Regions from separate parts of the Homo sapiens genome. Here region 1 is linked to region 2. Evidence: chromatin contacts called from ENCODE Hi-C or POLR2A ChIA-PET data. All regions are on one chromosome and are shown on one strand. Each heading gives the region's core, a stretch centred on a gene start or an enhancer-like site at or near the end of the contact. The rest is flanking DNA. Distances are from core to core; before and after follow the strand shown.

Region 1 (4,701 bases), core at 2,096-4,595, 160 kb before region 2:
ACAAAATACCTATGAGATCTACATGAGGAAAACTACAAAAGTCCAATAAAAGAAATCAAAGAAGAACTAAATAAATGAAGAGATATTTCATATTTATGGATAGGAATACTCAATATTGTCAAGGTGTCAGTTCTTTGCAATATTTATTAAATAATATCAAATACAGTCTATTTAAAAACAAAAATAATAAATGAATATTCAGCTTGAGAGCACTGGGTGGGACTCGGTTTTCAGGGAGAGAAGCTGGAGGAAGTGAGGTTTTACAAAGAAACGAAAGCAACATCTACTCCTAAAACAAGGGCACTTTGGAGCCTCTGGAATGGTTCATAGTAAGGAATTACTTCTTTGATTTGATTTTTGTAGACCTTTACTGTTAAAAATGTGTATTGTTTTTAGGTAGAGATCCCCAAGGTTTCACAGCAGCTTAATTAAAATATGCTTCTTCCCTAGGCTAGGGCAGAAATGCACACTCAGCTCTGTGTGGCCTGTGGTCAGCAGGCATCACCCCCAGTGCCCAAAAGTAAGGAGAGTGGGGGTCAGGTTAAGGGGTGAAAGAGGGAGAGGTGACAGGGGGTTGGAAGGTGGAAGATAGGAAGGGTGGGGGTGAGAGGTGAAGGTGGAGGGTGAGAGGCAGCAGGGCAGGGAGGTGGGGTGCCAGTTGTGGGGCAGGCTCCTTTGTGCCACATTGTGGGTGTGGGGGCCTCTGTGGTCTGTGGACAACAGCAGGTCTGACTTGTCATATTCATCCTTCCCTCTGGGCCTCCTTCAGGTCCCCAGGTGGTTGGTGGGAAGGTGAGGGCTCCTCCTCTGGCTGTGACGTACGTCCATGTCAAAGCAGGACAAAACAGGGACAGTTTCTGGTGCCAGGATCTAGGGGGACACTAAACTATCACCAGCAACAGAATGAGACAGATAAATCATCCTTACCGAAGCTCTTGCAGGGGCTGGCACAAAACCGCCCTCATGTGCAGTAGGAGATGCAGGCCCAGGAGGAGAGCAAAATGGGCAGGCCAACCTCAGTATGTGGGTGTTGTGAGTGGAATGTACAGGCATAGGGGAGGGGACACAGGTGAGTCCCCCTCACCAACTCTCCATGTCTCCTCCATCAGCAGTGACTAAGCTGGGCACAAATGTCTGTTTGCAGGGTTGTGTGTCTGGGTGGAGCTCTGCCACTGGGTGCGGTACCTTGGTGATCCTCCAAAGTGCCCAGTGGTGGAAGGATGCAGGGGAGAGCCTCCTGCCCTATGGTGGCACACATGGGCCTCATGAGGACACTCAGGGCTTGGGGAGGTGCCCAGGGGAGCTGTAGGGATCTGCTGAGCTGCAGCCCCAGTTTGACCTCACAGGGACATTTCGCACTGAGCTTCAGCGCCCACACAGGAGATGCCCGCCAGTTGCACCAGCCTTCTGGAACACTAATATTCTAGCAGAATCAGGTTTGAAACTTTTGTTCCAACTGTATGGAAAGTACACTCGTGTTAGTATTGACTATCATCACTGCCAATTCTACCTTAAAAATGATTTTTCAGGAGCTCTGCAGCTGGATAGAGGGGTAGTCTCCTTCTGCCTCAGGGAAAAGCCCAGGCTACCTTGGGAACTGTGCCATCTCCATGAAACCTCCAGGACAGCATTTGATGAGTCACTGCTCCAGAAACCACAAAGAAGTCTTCACTCAGCTGCCAGAGTAGGGAGGCCAACACCACCGCACTCAATGTCCCCACAGCCATGACCTCAGTGACCAAAGACAGCACCAGATCGGCTCACAGAGTGGAAGGCCTAGGCCCAGGTCACCTCTGGGAAAGCACAGCTGACCCACAAAACTAACCTGAAACCTGTGTAAAAACCCACAAACCAGAAGCAAAGCAGAGAGAGAGAAGGAAGTACCGCAGGAAAGTGAGCAGTGGCTCTCCCTGAACCCTGCCTGGATGCCAGGGCTCACCTGCCTTGGGCCATCCCAGGTGAGGCTCCTCTGTCCTGCACCAGGTGGAAACTGAGGGTTTCCAGCACCCCTCGGGGCCAGTAGAACACAGTGCTAGGAATCGGAACCTTGAGAGATGGAGGGCTACTTCCGCATTGCCTGTTGTTGCCCTCTAAGACGTTTCTTTTTTAGCCATGGAAAAACTCTGTCACACACAGCCCTACCTGGATACCCAGGATATATGACTTGGGAATAAAATGGGAGGAGGTCGGCCCTGGAGCATTCTCAGGACTCTGCCTGCCCCTGGGGGCTTCCAGAGCAAGACTACGGGGTGGTCTTTCCCACTCAGAACTTGTAAGTCACACGACTTGCCCGAGCCAGAGGTGACTGAATGGGCTGCGTAATTTCCATATTTCCTTTGTAGCGAACAAAGGCACAATGTCAATGAGAGAAGTCAGCTGGTCCTCCAGCAAACAGAACTGAGGCCTCAGTTCATTTTGCTGAGCAGGGAACTCCGCCCCACCCCACATCCCAACAGGGCTGGACCATGATCTTAGCCAAGACCCAGGGCAGGAACCTGAAGAGCCTCGGGCACTATTTAAACACTTTGGCGGTCCTGTCGGGGCTCCAGGAGCCTAGAAGGAGATTCAAGGACACTTCAGTGCAGGAAGGGAGGGTTGGGGGAGGGGGGAAATTCCTACAGTGGGGAAAGCTCAGACCTCCCACTTCCTTCTTCAAAGCCTGCTCCACCAGTCTGGCCACCGTCACCTGTGGCTTTGCGGCGGGATAGGTAGTCAAGGAAGTTTTTGGGACGTGGCAACCGTGGGACGTACAGTCAACACAATAAGCCTCAGCATTCACACTGTAGTCCAGCTAATTCAAGCACAGCTATCTTCAGTAAGGAATTTCCCCCTCTAGAGAGCATGCGCACTTTAATTTTAGTTGTCCTCAGAATGACCCTTTGCTCATCATAATAGCAAAAAAACACAACCCTGGGTGGAGATTTAAGATGCTAATGAGATGTGACTTATGAACAAGCATGTACAGCTACTGCGCATGTGCACCCAGAGGACCATCCGAACATGCTTATAGCAACACCTCCTTATGAAAAATCATGAAAGCCTCCCATAAAGGGAGTCTCCCCTAGTGCCCGTCTTTAAAATAAGTGCCTAGTGCACTTATTTTAAGTGCATCTTATTTATTTATGGATTTGTCTCATCCTTACCCCGAAGCCTGCCCTGAATTCTCTTACGGTGTACTGTCTATTCTGCACCTAACTTTCAAAATATTCTTTCTCCTTTGTAATAAATTGCACTATTTTGCACCTCCCTTGCTGTGTTGTCTTTTGCTCAAATTCTTCTAAATCAAGAAGACAAGAACTGAGGTCTCACAACAACCATAAACAGCTTGGAAGGTTTTTCCAGGCATGTGATGGGTTTGAGTGAGTCAGCCACCCCTGGCCTTGCCTTCTTTGGAAGGGAGGGCAGGCGCAGGCTTCCTCTATGAGAAGCGAACACTCAGGGAGAGAGGTCAGCCTGGGGCCTCAGGCCCACCCTGATCTTAGCATGAGAGCTGATTGCCCTTCAGGAGTCAGCAGCCCAGAATAAACTCTGAGGCCAGCTTGATAAGCCTTATCAACAAGGTCTCTTTGAGTTGCTTACAATATTTTTAATCATCTGAGAAAGTCTCAGAGTAGAAGAAAATCAGATCCCACAGATCAAAGCTGCCAGCAGCTCAGTGGGAAGGAATCAAGCTCCATGCATTCAGAAAGGCTGGGTTTATTTAGGCCCAAGGATGCTTGGGAGCCTGAGAAGCAACTCAGAAGTGTGGGAAATTAAAATCGTTAAGAAATATGCAGCATATTCTGATTTCCCAAATCTGCCATTGAGGCCATAACCAATCTTACTGTTTCTCTTCTCTGCCACAACCTCCAGAAAACTGCTTGGCTTGGGGGAGGTGGAACTTCTTCCTGGCTACTTCTTTTACCATCTATTCTTACATACTTTCCAGAAATTCAGTAGAAATTAATTTTTCAAATTTTATTCATCCAAGCATCTAGATGATCCACTTCTGTGTTTAACTGGCCATAGACAGCAGAACAGAATCAGAAGGTATGACCACATAGAGAAAAACCACTGGTCAAGATATCACAAGTCATCAGTTCAAATCCTGTTTCTACTGCTAATGTGCTCTGTTTGCCTGACAAGTTACCTAACATATCCTTCCTCATTTTTAAAAGGGTCTGTTGCCTAGACCTGTGGTTCCCAACTCTAGCCCCTGAAGGGCTTGTGAAAGTTCAGACTACTGCCTCATCTCCATCCCACACATCCAGGCCCCATTCCGAGTTCCTGACTCAGCAGATCTGGGGTGGGAGCTGAGGATCTCGTTTCTAAGCAAGCTCTCTGATGCTGAAGCTGCTAGATTAATGGCTGGCCTAGAACAGCAGCTCCAGCTGTGGGTGTGATTCGTAAGTTACCTGTAATGCAACAATGCCTTCCCAGTTCACTCAGCCCCCTCTCATGGTCCAATCAGAAACAAACAGCCCCTCTCAGGATGCTCCCCTGATGTGTAAAGGGCATGGTCATCCCAAGCCATTACCCTTGAAGCCCTTTCTCTCCTGGGTGCACAAGCAGCATCCTGTGCATCTTATTTATTTATGGATTTGTTTATTTTTATTTATTTATTTAGAAACAGGGTTTCATTCTGTCACCCAGGCTGGAGTGCAATGGTACGATCATAGTTCACTACAGCCTCAAACCCCTGGGCTCAAGCCATCCTCCTGC
Region 2 (5,233 bases), core at 1,657-4,156:
TGCGCCAACAGAGGGCCATGTGATAATTTGAATCAAACATGCACACACACTTTAGCATCTGGTTTTCTTTCTGCGTGATTTCAAACTTCTCCAGGACAGCAGAGGACAATGCCTGCGTTTATGTTCACATCACAGCACCATTCATGGCTGCTAATGAACAAGGAACCAAAACATGGATGGTACAGAGCCCTAATTAGTCATGCCATGCACCCCTCAACCCATCACTGCAACCCCTTAAATTTGAGGCAACACAAAGTAACCCCAAGACACAGACAAGCTCTGTGCAGATCCAGCCCTTTGACTATGAATACTACTGCTGATGCTGCCAGTAAGTCACAAACCTTACAGCAACAGATTGTCGACGCAGAGCCGTCTTATTTTCGTACATTCATCATTATTTTGCCACATTTGACCTTTCAAACTTGATGCTGGCCTTCCTTCTTTAAAAAGCAAAAGCAAAGTTCTAAGCAAAGTGATTAAAACAAAAATTTAAAGCCATAAGTTTGAGAATTCTCCCTCAATTTGAAAACTACTCTGTTTAATATGACAGGTAGAAAAAGCTTTGCCAAGGTCTATTTGTCTATTTGAAATGTAGGCTTTTTAAAACAGCAATTATGCTAACACCCCAGAAGTAAACACAACCTCAAAGCTGTCAGGGATTTTTGGTTTGGTTTGTTTTTTTCTTTTTGTTTTGGCCCCTGGTTATATAATTTAAATAAGCAAAACAAGAAGAATATTCAGTACCTCTTAAAATAAACTCAACCAAATATGCATATATTATGCTCATCTATACCCCTTTGGTAAAATATAATAATCCATAGTTTGAAGGTTAAATTAAAAAGCAGACTGAAAAGGTGAAGAAGCCCTCTTTTAACAACAATGGCCACATTCATCTGTAAGTACTTTTTATATAGTTAAAGGCAATCCACAAAGTTAAGTATTTCTGTTAATATTTTGGTTCCGAAATTACCAGACACTGCATTTTACCTGAGGATGTGTTCTATTTAATTTTTACACTGGAATCTGCAGCCAATATTTACGGAACAGACATCCTGGGGGTTTCTCAGTGTTATTGAGGACACGGTGGGGATAGAGTTTGTGTCTCATTTCTTTCTCAATACAAAGCCATGCCTTGGAGTGGCAGGATTGAAATACTGCAACTTCCATCCTTAACCCCTGTCTGCTCGGCTGTGGAGGCTGTTAAAGCTCTGAGCTGCCCAACCGGCAGAAGGAAATAACCGCGTGGCAGATTACTTGAACTGTGCTGAGCATTTTTCCTTAAATATCATAACATGCTTGCATAAGGGTGGAATTTTATTGACTACATCGTGATTTTATCATCTTTGTGTTGGAGGAAAAAACTCCTTTCCAGCCTGTGGCTCCAAGCGCAGCGCCCTAGTTCCCTTTTAGCACATTTAAATGGAAGACTACAGTCACCAGAAAAATAGTCCCAGAATTCTCATTCCGCTGCTGTAAACCAGAACCTTTCCTTAGGGAATGAAAGACAAACCCCAAGAAAACCTGGACTGGGTGAGAAAGTAAAGCCCGTCGAAGAGAAAGCAGCACAGCATTTGGCCTGCTCTGCAAGGAGCTGGGAATTCTTGCTGCGGGGGGCAACAAGATACCCACCCTCCCGCCGGGGAAGACACAGCAGGAGTAGGGCCGCCACTCCGTGCATCTCTCCTCCCGGGGGCTGCCCAGCTCTCCCCAGCGCGTTTCCTAGATACTAGGCAGGCCGGACCCCCGCTGCCCAGGGTTGGGCGCCCATGACACTGGTCAGACATCTGGTAAGCCAGGTGGCAAAGGCGTGCCAAAAAAGTGGAGCCTAGGGAAAACCGGGACGGAGCGGGCCACCCGAGTGGTAAACCTTTTCCCAATGGATGCGGGAAAAGCGCATTTGTAGTTCCCTCCTCACCGCTGTCAAGCGAGCTGATTGCTAAGGAGTGCGCATTTGCTTGCCTCTAACGTGACAGTCGCGGGAGCGCCCCGCACCCCGGGCTTCAGGGAATGAAGGAGTCTGCCCCGAACTGGCCCCAGAACCCCCAGCCCCCAGGGCGGCCCGCGCCCGCACCCACCTTGACCACGTAGGTGACTCCGGGCCCCAGCACCTGGTCGCTGGCGTGCGGCGCCCCCCGAGGGGGCCTGGGCAGCGGCTCGTCGCCGGGCCGGCCCTTCCTGGCGGCGCTCATGGCCGGGGCGCGGGGCGCCGAGGGCGCACTGCCGTCCGGGGCGGCCAGGCTGGGCGCGCTGCAGCTGCCCGAGAGCCGCGCGCCCGCCCGCTCCCGGGCGGCCGACGACAGGCCGCGGAGGCCCGAGCTGGAGAGTTTCAGGTGGGACACCTTGTGGAGCAGGTGGCCCAGGCTGCCGGGCCCATCGTCGGGCGCCTTGCGCAGCGCCTCGCCGGACACCAAGTAGGGAGCCGCCGCCGGGGTCGCGCGCGCCGCCGAAACCTTGCCTCCGCCGCCGCTCACCGACAGGCTGTGGAGAAGGTCATCGACCGATGTCACCGAGTCATTCCTGAAGCGGTTATACTTGGTGCGTGGAAGCATGCCCCTCCGTGGGCTCGCTGCATCCGCCCGGGCGCTGCTGGTGCCGGCCCCGGCGCGGGCTGCCGCGCATAGCAGGCGAGCCACTGTCCCCGGAGCGGGACGGAGAGTGGGGGCCCCGGGACAGCCTTCTGGAGAACGAGAGCAGAGCAAGAGGATGGTGCCCTCCCACCGTTAAAAGCCAGCACAGCGGCGGCCGCGCAGCCCCGGCCCGGGAGACCGCTGCTTGGGGTTGCACGTTTGCTTTGCAAAAGTCATAGTTGCCTCTGATGGAGCGCCCAGCTGCTTGGGGCTGCTCACAGCAAAAGCATGACTCACTCTGAGAGGAGACCCTTCTCAACAAAGGCTCGGTGAGCACTGCAAATCACTTCCTGTAGCAGAAGAAAAAAAAGGAAAAAAAGAAGAAAAAAACGACATCCACCCGCTGACAGCACACTATAGCCAATCAATTCTCAAATTTCCTTTTTCTACCTTCCCAGATATTTCCTTCCAACCTTTGATTTTTCACCTTCCCATCCCCCGCAATCTGCATTTGTGCCAAAGGTAAATCCAATCCAGTTCCTTCAAATCGTCAAATGAACTTTCTGAAACCCATTATTCTGTTAGGTTTTGCTCGTCCCTGCTCAGCCCATCTGTGTGAGCCTGTAAAAGTGTCTAACAGCGATGCGTTAAAATGTGACGAAGGCTTTTTAAGAATCAGATCTTCAGCGAATCCTGATGAATCTTGACTTGGAAGGCAGCAGGAATTTTTAAATAGAAAAAAACAAAAAGGATATTCACCCCCAGGTGACTGTAAAATACCAATTTCCTGGGTTTTGCTTTTTCTTTTCAAATTAACAGAGCAGCGATGACAAGTGTCTTTGTGGCAATGCAGTTCCTCAAAAAAAAAAAAAAAAAAAAATCTGCATATGAACTTCTGCACAGTGCCAATCAAGGGGTCTTCCCTGCTCATTTACAGCAGTCTTTCTCAGCCAGGGTTAAGTTGAATATCCACTTCCAAAAAAGAAGAGTGCTTCTTTCACGAGTGGCAACAGGCTCCAGAAATCCATTCCAAAAAAGGGGCTGCATTTGAAGCTTTAATCCTACTGAATGTGTTTAAGCTCTGGAAAAACGCCTAAGAAATGCTACAAATACATTTCAATGTTCCTTCAGTTGCTGCTTGCAACCCTGCAGTCAGGAAGGAAAAAATGCAGCTGTTCTTATTGCACATCAAATCCACAAGGAGGAAAATATGCCTTCTTTTCAGGAGTCAGGCTCGGGCTTGCAAGTAAAATGCACAGGCCTTCTTCCTCTCAGTTAGGAGAGCAAGGCTTTCGCTGTCCCCAGAGGTCTGCCCGAGACTGAAGCCCTCTGACTCTTGACCTCAGTGGGCTCTGCCAGGCTTCCTCATGCATTAGGATCACCTGCTCCACAGTGAAACACTCACTATCAAAGTTTTCCCGCAACTTCTGAGCAAGCGAATAAATTCAGCTCTAGCACACTCTCAGGTCACCCTGAGTCCTCTCACTCCCATGACCGAACATGTGGGGCACGTGAGGTCCTGAGTCTTGAACCCTGCTCTATGGAGCAGAGTTTAATGAGCGCCACTCATGGCGGGCGAGCGGGTGAGGCCAACCCCTAGGACGCAAGAGCGCAGAGGAGCCGCGGCGTCCCCGGTACAGGAAACGCGTCCCCACGGCTCGCCTCCTGTGCCGCAGCCCTAGCAGAACAGCTACACGGCACTCATTTGTTCCCTTTCCCTAGCTTGCATAGCAACAGCAATTGCACACCCCATAGATGATTTTGATGGTTATCAGAGTCCTCCCCAGATCTGTAGCGAAACAGCCCTATCATTCCCAAAGCGAGATCTTCATTAGATGCAGACAAAAACCGCAAAATGTGAATGAAATGCTGTTTGTGTGAATGAAAAGGCTAGCGAGCGAGCCAGCGTTTCTGTGAATGAAGCAGGGCCTTGCAGCCGGTGCCAGGCAATCCCCTGGGCTCCAGCGGCCTCAGCCAATGAGCGGCCGCCCCGATGACTCATTCAACAAAGGCTTGCTCAATAGTGGAAGATTCCATTTCAATCAAAGGCGGGATCTTTTATCCAACGGCAGTGTGGGAAAAAAAAAAAGAAAAAGAAAAAAAAACACCCAGCCGGATTACAAAGATACCGGGAGGAAGAGGCCAGCTGCTATGGAGAGGAAAAGCTAGTTTTACAAGGGAATTCAAGATCCCTTGGTCAGGTCTAAGTGTGAAGAGGGTCTCTCTTGGAGGTGAGCTGTGCCCCTAAACTTTCATTCAGCCGTTCATTTACATCAAGGAGCAACCATGAATGTGCCAGTCGTTCAGCTTTTATTATGAATGTACATTGAATGCACGTTCAAAACCTAGGTTCCTAGCCCTTGATTCTTTTTTTGTAAAAGGCATGTAGGACACCTGTACACGTTCTGAGGCTCCAGGGAGGAAAAAAAATCCAAAGCTATGTACTTAACGTTTAGCCAACAGGAGACTTTTATTTCTTTTATTATGAGGCCAGTGGAGGGAAATTGGTCATTTTAAAATATAAATAGCAACATAAATTTACTATATATGAAAAGATATATAATCAAAGACAGAAATTAATATTCCAAGAACACAGTAGTACGGTAAAACCTCACTTACCTGGAAAATAGTATCAACATTTTGGAACGTAGCAGAAAGATGGAAAA

What was found. Hi-C counts contacts between places; a loop is a spot of excess contacts on that map. ChIA-PET counts read pairs that join two places held with the same protein, here RNA polymerase II (POLR2A). Pooled maps may share reads with other maps.
Region 1: a map of PC-9 shows a loop between it and region 2 (5-fold over the local background). The contact joins the enhancer-like site here to the promoter of SHC3 in region 2. A Hi-C loop is called at or near these places in 8 of 168 maps with a recorded cell type or tissue (Calu3, IMR-90, PC-9 and 4 more) and 11 of 50 pooled maps. POLR2A ChIA-PET finds 5 or more read pairs at or near these places in 1 of 52 experiments (WTC11).

What each region holds. Positions count from the first base shown.
Region 1 is chr9:89,019,691-89,024,391 of GRCh38, forward strand. The region is part of intron 11 of SHC3 (SHC adaptor protein 3); the gene reads right to left. Among named protein-coding and RNA genes, the nearest start is that of S1PR3, 31 kb to the left of the region's middle. Within about 2 kb of position 3,346, at least 18 of the 41 ENCODE cell types and tissues checked have a DNase peak (open chromatin) inside an H3K27ac peak, as active enhancers do; they include IMR-90, PC-9 and heart left ventricle, where a contact is called at or near this core.
Region 2 is chr9:89,175,912-89,181,144 of GRCh38, forward strand. It overlaps SHC3 (SHC adaptor protein 3), which reads right to left and starts at 2,907. Exons shown (of 12, transcript NM_016848.6): 1 at 2,076-2,907. The coding sequence starts at 2,549.